Linked DNA regions of Homo sapiens: all the other regions are linked to region 4. Evidence: chromatin loops called from intact Hi-C (ENCODE). Cell type or tissue: Caco-2. All regions are shown on one strand.

Region 1 (2,500 bases), 460 kb after region 4:
AAAATCTATTTCCTTCTTGAAATCAGTTTCTTATTTTTAAAATCAAGAAAAAAAAACAGTATGTTTCTGGTGGAGATTTTAATTTTCCAGGGAAATATATTTCACATCTAGTAAATTCAAGACGTTATTCAAAGGTAGCTGGAGTGTGATTACCCTCCTGAGAAATCACAAGTCTAACAACAATAGTATTTCTCAAATGGCTGCACTTCAGTCTTCACATATATTTGTTGTTTTCCTCTTTCTGCAAGCATGATAAGGCACATGTTTATTTTGTTTCATAATTAATTTTAGTTTCCAGGAGAATTAATTGATGTATTTATTCTGTTTTAACAGAACATACTGAATGTTTACTTAGGTATCAGACTCTTGACCAGTTGTTAAGGGTGTAAACTTAAATAAGATATGGTAATTTCCTTTTTAAAATTGTTTCCCAACAAATGAAGTGCAAATTGTTTCTTAAGTGGGCTTTATTTCTCTGCCATCTTAGTCTGTTAATTCAGTTTGTCAGAGATCCCTTCTTTGCTAATTGACCAAGAATTTAATCTGGTAAATCACAATGATTTGGGGTCATTTTGCTTCTAAGAACATTCTCTTTTTAAAGACAATTTCTAGCCCCAATAATATTTTCGGTGTAAAGTCCTCTTTATCACTTCTCTCCACCGCAGGTTGCAGAGCAGCAGTAGGGAGACAAGCTGACACGTTCCTTCATTTATTCTTCTTCCACTTTCCTCCTCCACTTGCTCTGATTCTTCCTGCTTATTGTGGACTGTGAGCAGAAGAAAGGGGAATGAAACAAGGACAAAATGTCACATTCTCTTCCTATGTCATCCCTGTGGTTGGTGTGCTTTCTCCTGGTCCTGTGATGGGTAGCATTGCTGGGTTCTTCAGAGAAACTGAGAGACACCCTTCCCCTGAGAACCTCCCACTTCCCTGTCACTGACACTGATAGCACACTTTCTGCCTGACCCGTTTCCTCCCCACTTTCCTCCCCAGTCAGGCATTCCTCTTGGATGGAGGTGTTTCAAGAGGATCTGGTTTCAGCTATTCTCTACAGTGTCACTCCTCTCAAGCCAACACATACATCCTGAACCCACTAATGTGTGTAAGCACATGGGTCCCTCAGCTCCCTCTGCTGTCCATCTGCCTCTCATGGGCAACTCCAGGCAGCACCTGCCTTCTTCAGAGCTCACCAGGAGAGAAGCAGGCATGAGGCTCTCTGCTCACACGTGCCTCCAACCTCTGGGAAAACATGTCAGGATCTTTCTACCAAGAACCCCTTTTAATGCCAGCTGCAGCCCTAGGCAGGGCTCCCTGACTCTGCTGCCCACCAAGCCTCACCCAAGAAGTGAGATGCAAGCCAGCCCTTCATTACCCAGAACACCAGTCTTAAGTGTCCCCACCCCTTCCTTGCATGACTTCAAGTGGGTAAGGTAACGTCCTTCCCTGTTTCTCTCCATAGGAAAGAGAGAGAATCACCACCATAGCGTTTGTACTCAAATGAATTCTCTTTTTCTTCCTTCTTCTTTTTTTTTTTTTTTAAATGGATGGAATCTTGCTCTGTTGATCAGGCTGGAGTGCAGTGGTATGATCATAGATCACTACAGCCTCCAACTCTTGGACCCAAGTGAACCTCCTGCCTTAGCCTCCCCAGTAGCCATTAGTACAGGTGCTATTTTGGCTGCTTTTTGGCAATACCTGCATAGATAAGTTCAGCACTTCCCTTCAGACTGCAGATGTTGTTAGCCCTTCCCACCACCATTGTTTTCAACCTGTAGGTTTTAGCCAAAATTCTAAGACAGGATGAAAAGTCCCCTTTCACATCCTGCTATAAAACAATTTAAGACACCATTATATATTATTCTAATATAAAACTTAGTTCTATTTATAAGTGTAATAATTTATAAGGGAAAATTGCACTTTGTAGACAACTTGAAAGAAGTGAATGATGAAGAAAAATGAACATATTGAGTTTACAATAATTTCTATGTACCAAAATCTTTCTTTAAAAAAATCAGCAGCTAACATATCAAAGAAATTCTATATAGAACTGTAAATCCTTGTCAAGTAGGCATCTCATAAACTTTTGTTATTATTTCCTTTATGTCACATCTCAAGAGCTCTCCCACTCTTCTTCAATACTTAAAGCAATTGCTTTTCTTCCTTCCCCCAAAGCTCAGCTTTAGCAGGAACTTGGTCTCCCCAAAACCCTCCATTCTTGTTCCTGCTGAAGGCAAGCCCACTGTTCAGTTGTGTCTTAACAGAACTTTGCTAATCACTATGTGGAATAAGAAACCCGGTTCAATTACAATGATTACAGACAGAATCCTAAGCTCTTCTGACAACATAAGTCTTAATGTAATGTATTTGAACCAGTTCTTAGAACTCTAGCCTCTGTCTTTATCCCGAAAATGGACCTCATGCAAAATAGCAATGACAAAACAAACAACAAAAGCAAAGCAAACGATAGAAAGACCTCCTTTTTATCCTAAATTATAGCATA
Region 2 (2,500 bases), 610 kb after region 4:
TACTGTATCATCATCTTAACTTTGAAAGTTAACTTGTAAATGAATTTTGCATATTCTCTTACTGATCTGGAAATCTAAGGTCAAGCAAAAGTGATGTTTATTTGCTTCAATACATTTCCACTGAAAGAGGACAGGAACTAGAGACAGATTTTAAGCTTTCAGTTTTGTTTTTGGTTTTCCTATTTTTGTTTCCATCAAGTTAAATTCTACTATGGATTTTTTTAACTCAAAATTGATGAGCTCTAGCACTTTGTAGCGTAGTTATTTACATATTTAGTCTTAGGAACCTGGAACTGTAATCTCTAGGGATTTATTTATATTTTTTAAAAATGGATTAAGGCCTACATCAAAACTGAGATAGAGCTGCTTGAGTTTTGTTTCTCCCTCTATAATAACTAGAAATTGTATTCCTTTTCACATATTAAACACCGGAAACATTTTAAAAAAGGTAAACCCCAAAAATTGCTTTTTGAAGGTTCCTCAGAAAACTCCTTACTAATTTATATCTCGCAAAAAAACTTTTTTGTAGATTTCTGGACATAACTTCAACTATTGCATAACTACCTTTTGTTTTTTTCAGAAGTGACAAGTGTTGAATATATACTTCTAGATACAAAGCTGAAGGACTGATTTGGTGTTAAAAAAATAGGTGAATATGAGTCAAGTTAGGAAGTAATTGAATACCAGAGGAGAGGGAGGAAGTAGTGGGAAAATGTCTTTGGTAGTTGTCAACCCATTTGAAACATTTAAATTCAGAGTGCTATCCCTAGAAAATTGGAAAGCAGGTTAATTCTTTAACCACCATTATTCCCTCCCCATCTCTGAGCATAAAGTAAAAGTAATATACAATCCTTATTGTTCTTCTATTTTGTTTTGAAACACAAAATAAAATGAAATAGAATGAGCTTGATCAACTGGAAGGATGGAGTTGTCATAAACTGAGGGAGCAGAAATGTCCAGTGGCGCAAGTTTGGGGTGAATTTAGAATTCATTTTGGACGTTAACATACCTATTAGTCATTTAAATAAAGATGTCAGGGAGTTTGTGCATTTCTGAGTCCAAGTGTCTGGAAGAGAAATGTGTACATAAAAAACATAAATGGATCAAGCATGAACTCTGTGACCCTCCTACCTTAAGAGACAGGGAAAAGAGAATCAATTAGAAAAGGGGACTGAGAAAGTAGAGCCACCGCTAGTGTTTTGTTCTAGGTAAATGGCATTTCTTCGAATTGTGCACTAGGTGGCCCATCTGAGAGTGAGCCGTGAACTAGGAGGAGAAAAAAGTAAAAGAGTTTGATGTCCTGGAAGCCAAGTGGGAAACATTTTAAGGAGTAGAAAATTTTATCAATCACGCAAAAAACGTTAAGTATGATGAAGACTGAGGTCAGACCATCATAGTTTGCACTGTAAAAGCCATTGATGACTTTGAAAAGGGCAGTTTCCACTAATGGAGGGGGAAGCCTGATTAGAATAAGCTACAGAGGAAATGGGAGAAGAGGAATTGGGAGTCTGAGATTATTAATAATTTTGCAAAAGAAAGCAGAACAGCTCAGTAGCTGGTGAAATGGGCCAAAGCAAGGATAAAAAAAATAAGATGAGAGAGATAATAGCGATTTTACAAAATGGAAAAAATGATTGGGGGGGGAGAAAAATTGCTAGAGTTCTCTCTCTCAGTAAGCAAAGACAGTACACAAATAAAGTGATTAGCTTTAAGTAAAAGTACTCTGTAAAGAAGGCAGTCATAGAATATTGAGGAAAAAAGTAGGTTGGTAGGTGAACATGGTGATGGAAATCTGAATGTATTTGAGCTATCACAGGTTGGATTCACTGGAAGCAAATACTGAGATGGAAATTGGAATACTGAACATGTGTTAGGGATCAACACTTAGGGAAGGGAGAGAGAGGAAACACATGGATGGAGGAGAAATTCAAACTGCAGTACATGCTTGGCAAAGCTTAACCAACCCAAAGAGAGCTCTGGATTTGTTCCTCCAGCCTTTATGCTGCCCTCAACCACTCCTTCTGGAAATGGACATTGGATTTGGGCTCCCCCTAGAAAGGTGCACTTAGGGCTCTCCATAAGTGAGATGGACTTTATAGTTGCTGAATGCTGGAAGATATCTGCTAACCCCAGCAGCTGGGGTATAAGGCTCTTTTTGTGAAGAGGGATGTGGATGATACAGCTCTATGTCCACCCAATAAAACTGTTTCCATTTTCTCAGTACAAAGAGGAAAACAAAACTGCTACTGAGGAGGGATAGTGAAATCAGGGAACAGAAGGCTTGAAGGTTGTAGAGGAGAGTTATGAAATTGTCACCTTGGTGAGTGACAAGTGAATGGACTAGGAAAAAAATATTGCAGCTTTAAGGCTCCCTTTTAGGTTTGGTAGTTATGAATCTCAAGTGATACCAGACAGCATGAGTGTTGGGTTTTCTCCGATCACGTTCAACTCTATATGTGTAGATGCAGGAGCAAAGGGAGACAAGAAGAAAAATTGAGAC
Region 3 (2,500 bases), 540 kb after region 4:
TAAAGATCGTGTTTGTGGGTGTAAAAGCTAAAGAAAATATTCTTTACCAACTCTATCCCTTTTTTATCTTTTTTATATTAAAAGATATAATTTATACCCCATAAGTGCAAAAATTATAGCATTTAATCCTGATATTTATTTACGGGTTAATAGTATATATTATATACTACCTATAGTAAGATACACATTATAAATGTTAAATGTACATTTTAGAAGACTGTAATAAAGATGAATAATAAATACCCTTTAATTTTAATTGTTAATGCTATAATGCATTTCCTTTCACTAACATTCATTATGTTACTACTATGTTTAATGACAGTAATGTGATTAAATATACTTCCTTATATTTTAAATATGTATTTAATATTTTGTGATGCAGAGATACACAAGTCAGTTTCTAAGGTTAGCTTACATAAATATTGGGTTGAAATGACTGAAAATGTATTTCAAAAGATTCACATCCAGAAGGAGGCGGAGCATGGCCAAATGAAACCCTCCTGTGATCCTCCCCCTACAGGAACACCAAATTGATCAACTATCTGTGCAACAAAGCACCCTTATAAGAACCAAAATACAGGTGAGCAATGACAGCACCTGGTTTTAAGGGCATATTAAGGAAAGAGGCACCACAGAAGGTGAGAAAGACAGTCTTACATTGCCTACACCACCCTTCTCCCATCTCCTGGAAGCACAGCACAGACAGAACATATGTGTACTTGGGGGATGGTGAGTAATTGTGGGACTCTGCATTGGAACTGACTGCTACCTTGTCACAGTGGAGAGCAACACAAGGCAGAATTCTACTGATGCCCACAGAGGAAGCATTTAGACCATTTCTGGGCCAGAGAGGAATCCTCCACCCCAGCAGTAGGAACCAGATTTCCAGTTAGCTCCACCAATTGACTAAAGTGACCTAGGGCCTAGAATAAATTTGAAAGGCAGTCGAGCCACAAGAAAACTGGGGGCAAGTCCTGGTGCTGCAGTGGGACCACAGCCAGTGGACTTGGAGCGAACGTGACCCAGTGAGATGTCAGCTCTAGTGGCCATGGGAGTGCTTGTGTCACCCATCCTCCAACCGTAGGCAGCCCAGCACAGAGAAAGCGACCCCTTCTGTTTGGGGGAAAGTGAGGGAAGAGAATGAGAAACTTTGCCTAGTAATCTAGGGAGTTCTCTTGGATCTTACACAGGCCCACCAAAGCTGTACCTCTACCAGGCTACAGAAATTACAGCGTTACTGGGCTTGGAGTGCCCCCTAGTGCAATTATGGCTACAGTGACCAATGACTTAAATCACAATACTCAATTTTTTTTTTTTTTTTTTTTTTTTTTTTTTTTTTTTGGAGACGGAGTTTCGCTCTTGTTGCCCAGGCTGAAGTGCAATGGCGCGACCTCGGCCCACCACAACCTCCGCCTCCGGAGTTCAAGCGATTCTCCTGCCTCAGCCTCCCGAGTAGCTGGGACTACAGGCATGCGCCACCACACCTGGCTAATTTTGTATTTTTATTAGAGACGGGGTGTCTCCATGTTGGTCAGGCTGGTCTCAAACTCCCGACCTCAGGTGATCCGCCCTCCTCGGCCTCCCAAAGTGCTGCGATTACAGGCGTGCGTAAGCCACCGCGCAAGGCCCACAATACTCAATTATTTGAATACCTAGAAATCCTTCTCAAGAAGGACAGGCACAAACAAGTCCAGACTGTTAATATTAGAATACCTGACTCTTTAATGTCCAGAAATTGATGAATATCTACAAGTATCAAGAACATCCAGGAAAATATGACTTCACCAAATGAACTAAATAAAGAATCAGCCACCAGTCCTGGAGTGGCAGAGATGTGTGACCTTTCCGGCAGAGAATTCAACATGGCTGTTTTGAGGAAGTTCAATGAACTTCAAGATAACACACAGAGAGGGAAATCAGAATACTACCAAAGAAATTTGACAAAGAGGTTGAAATATTGTAATAAAAATCAAGCAGAAATTCTAAGGCTGAAAAATTCAATTGACAAACTGAAAAATGCAACAGAGTCTCTCGACAGCAGAGTTGATAAAGCAGAAGAAAGAATAAGTGAGCTTGAAGACAGGCTATTTGAAAATATACAGGCAGAGAAAAAAAGTAAAAAGAATAAGAAAGAATAAAGCACACCTATAAAATTTAGAAAATGGCTTCAAAGGGGTGAATATAAGAGTTATTGGCCTTAAAGAGGAGGTAGAGAGAGAGAGATTGGGACAGAAAGTTTCTTCAAAGAAATAAAAGAAATCTTCCAAACCTAGAGAATGATATCAGCATTCAGGTACAAAAAGGTCATAGAACACCAAAGTCTTATTTAACTCAAATAATTTAATAACCAACCTCCCAAAAATCAAGGATACAGCAGGGATTCTAAAAGTGGTAAAAGAAAAAAAAATAATAACACACAAAGGAGCTCTGATATGTCTGGCAACAGGCTTCTCAGTGGAAACTTTATAGGCCGTGAAGGACTGGGATGACATATTCAAAG
Region 4 (2,500 bases):
GCATGCTCTGTAATGCAAAATACAGGGGGCTTTATTTTGGGTCATCAAAACCTGCACTACAATTTATAGTTCTGCCCCCAAAGGGGTTTCATTTTAAAAATAGAACATGCAGATAAAATGCTTGACTACATGTTGCCCTGCATTTTTAGAGCTGGGGAGGAGTTCCGGGCTGGTTTTCCTATCAGTGACTCCTTAACTAATTGTCCTCTGTCTTGCCTCGCTCTGCATAGCTCTGTGACTACAGTGTCTCTTGTGTCCTCAGAGAGGCTGACCTCCTCACCCCCAGAGAGGCTGCCCTCCTCGCCCCAACGACCTACAGCCTCTTCCCACGTGAGAAGGTTGTGCACTCTCAGCATTGTTTCTTCTCTTCACAAAACTTCCATCTACTGCTCATGACCCAAGTTCCTCCATAGTACCTTTACATTGGTGAGCCCTTATCTTGATCTTTCTGACCAGTAGCTGTTTTTCTAATTGAAAATTTGATAAAATTCTGGAAAGGGTAATAAATGGGTGTGCTTATATTTCATAATGAGCAGGAAGTACATATTCATTTCACATCTTCTCGATACTGTTATGCCCACTTGGCTTAGTATCATGGGTGGTCATGTAAAGAGTTTTTGCAATCAGTATTATTCATTTAGAAATTAGGTTGGAATATTTAATAAAAATATGTTGACCACTTCAGTATTTTTGTATAAAGGCAGTGTTCACATTGCACGGTAGTGCAGAACCATAAAAGTAGTCATGCAAGTTTAAAATGTACAAGGCTATTTTAATCAACATTGGGAAAATGTACATCAGGTTTGCTTTCACTAAGTTCCTCTGGTTGTATATCTGAAGTCTTGTCATTGAGACAATGTGAACGTTTCCAAGTTAAGTTATTTCTTCTATAAGTCAATTTATGCTTGATTTGGATTTCATTTCATTCATCACTTTTTGTTTCTTTACTGCACTTTTATTTTTGTTGGCTGATTCTCTCTTTCAATTATCCATTTTGGTAAAATATCTCATGCATTTATCACTGGAAGACTATGAGAACTAAGAGGGAGCATCTTCTTGGTTAAAGCTATAGCTCACACTTGTGAATAAGAAAAGGAGTGTCAATGATCTCTTTATTTAAAAAGTATGTTCTTTTCACTTTTCTGCTCTCAATCATTTACAAAAAGCCTAGAGAAACTGAATTTATTAACAAATGACAAGATAGCATGCCCTCTCTCCATATATATATATGTTCGTGTGTGTGTTTTAGTACAAGAATATATATTTGAGACGAGTTATTTGTATTCAAATGTATTTTTTAGGATTGTAATCTAATATTTAACTTTAAAATATCTGCTTTTCTAAATTTTCCTTCATGATTAACCCCCCAAAAATTGTGTGGGGTGAAGCTGTTTCTGGTATTGTGTGGGATAAAACTGTTTCTGGTATTGTGTGGGATAAAACTGTTTCTGGTATTTCTTCATGTAACCACATGATGGCAGCAAAGGATAAGAGCACAGGCATACAGCCATTGCGCAATAAAAAGCAAAAACACAGTTATAGAATAAGTACACAATTACGGAACGGTCCCAACGTAGAAAACTAATTTATATTATATAAGCCCTCAGAAACATTCAGCTTATTATTAAAATGTAAAAGTCTTGCTATTTCTAATTCTAATGGGTGAATAATATAGCCACCAGTGGTTATTTTGTTGACTATTTAATCACCTTCTTAACCATACGTTTGGATTGTAGTTTCCCATTCTTAGTTATCTAAATTATCATTTTCAACTTTTCTCCACCTAAAAGTTTATTTCTTCCACTTATTATCATTGTAGTCATGAACACAAAGACATATGTATACATATATGTATACACACACACACACACACACACACACACACACACACACACACAGAGCTTATGAATTTTATCTTCCTATTTGTGCTGCCTTCAATTACTTTTAAAACACATTTTATTTCTTTCCATAAGTTGTACACTCACATTTGTGACCTAGATGCCAGACTCTGTGGCTACTACAAAGAAGGTCAGGAACTTTAAGTGCTCCTGTCCGCTGTCAATATCACAGCTGCCCAACACCATGAAGTTAGTGACAGAAATGGAGGGCTGGAATCCAGCCACGGCAAACATGCACACATGAGAAAGTCCACCCTTCAATCAGGGAAAAAAATGGCCTCCAGTGACTTTCTGCCTTCAAAAACTTGTAGGACTATATTAAACTATGGAATTTAAATTCATTCAGACTATAATGGCAAGCCAGACATGGCCATGTAATTTTATCATTCCAATCCCTAAAAAGGGATGGGGACAGGAATGGCAGAAATTGATTCTCATTGTCAATAACAAGAATCCACGATTCCCTTTAAGGATGTTCTCAATATCCTTAAACCTTTTCTACTAATTATTAAAACCCATGATTTTGTTATTGCAAAAAATATCGTGATAACTTTCAGTTTTTGGTGATTAAGAATAAAGTTTCTTTTAGGAAGTCAATTCCA

Evidence for each region. A loop is a pair of places that touch in the nucleus more often than their neighbours do. Peaks named below come from ENCODE experiments on the same cell type or tissue, not always from the same donor. Only the 100,000 strongest peaks of a DNase experiment are listed, where the experiment ranks them.
Region 1: a loop joins it to region 4, with 13 times the contacts of the local background. A loop is called at or near these places in 7 of 110 quality-filtered maps.
Region 2: it touches region 4 in a loop (7-fold over the local background); 2 of 110 quality-filtered maps call a loop at or near these places.
Region 3: it touches region 4 in a loop (27-fold over the local background); 46 of 110 quality-filtered maps call a loop at or near these places.

The regions. Positions count from the first base shown.
Region 1 is chr4:162,958,158-162,960,657 of GRCh38, forward strand. No RefSeq gene overlaps it. Among named protein-coding and RNA genes, the nearest start is that of MIR4454, 130 kb to the right of the region's middle. In Caco-2, no CTCF peak of the experiment used is centred here; a DNase peak (open chromatin) is centred at 1,134.
Region 2 is chr4:163,110,550-163,113,049 of GRCh38, forward strand. All of the region lies in intron 1 of LOC101928081 (a long non-coding RNA gene), which reads left to right. It also overlaps a transcript of NAF1 not described here. Among named protein-coding and RNA genes, the nearest start is that of MIR4454, 18 kb to the left of the region's middle. In Caco-2, a CTCF peak has its summit at 1,211; no DNase peak of the experiment used is centred here.
Region 3 is chr4:163,037,089-163,039,588 of GRCh38, forward strand. No RefSeq gene overlaps it. Among named protein-coding and RNA genes, the nearest start is that of MIR4454, 55 kb to the right of the region's middle. In Caco-2, no CTCF peak of the experiment used is centred here; a DNase peak (open chromatin) is centred at 1,253.
Region 4 is chr4:162,496,283-162,498,782 of GRCh38, forward strand. No RefSeq gene overlaps it. Among named protein-coding and RNA genes, the nearest start is that of FSTL5, 330 kb to the left of the region's middle. In Caco-2, a CTCF peak has its summit at 1,492 (motif pointing right); no DNase peak of the experiment used is centred here.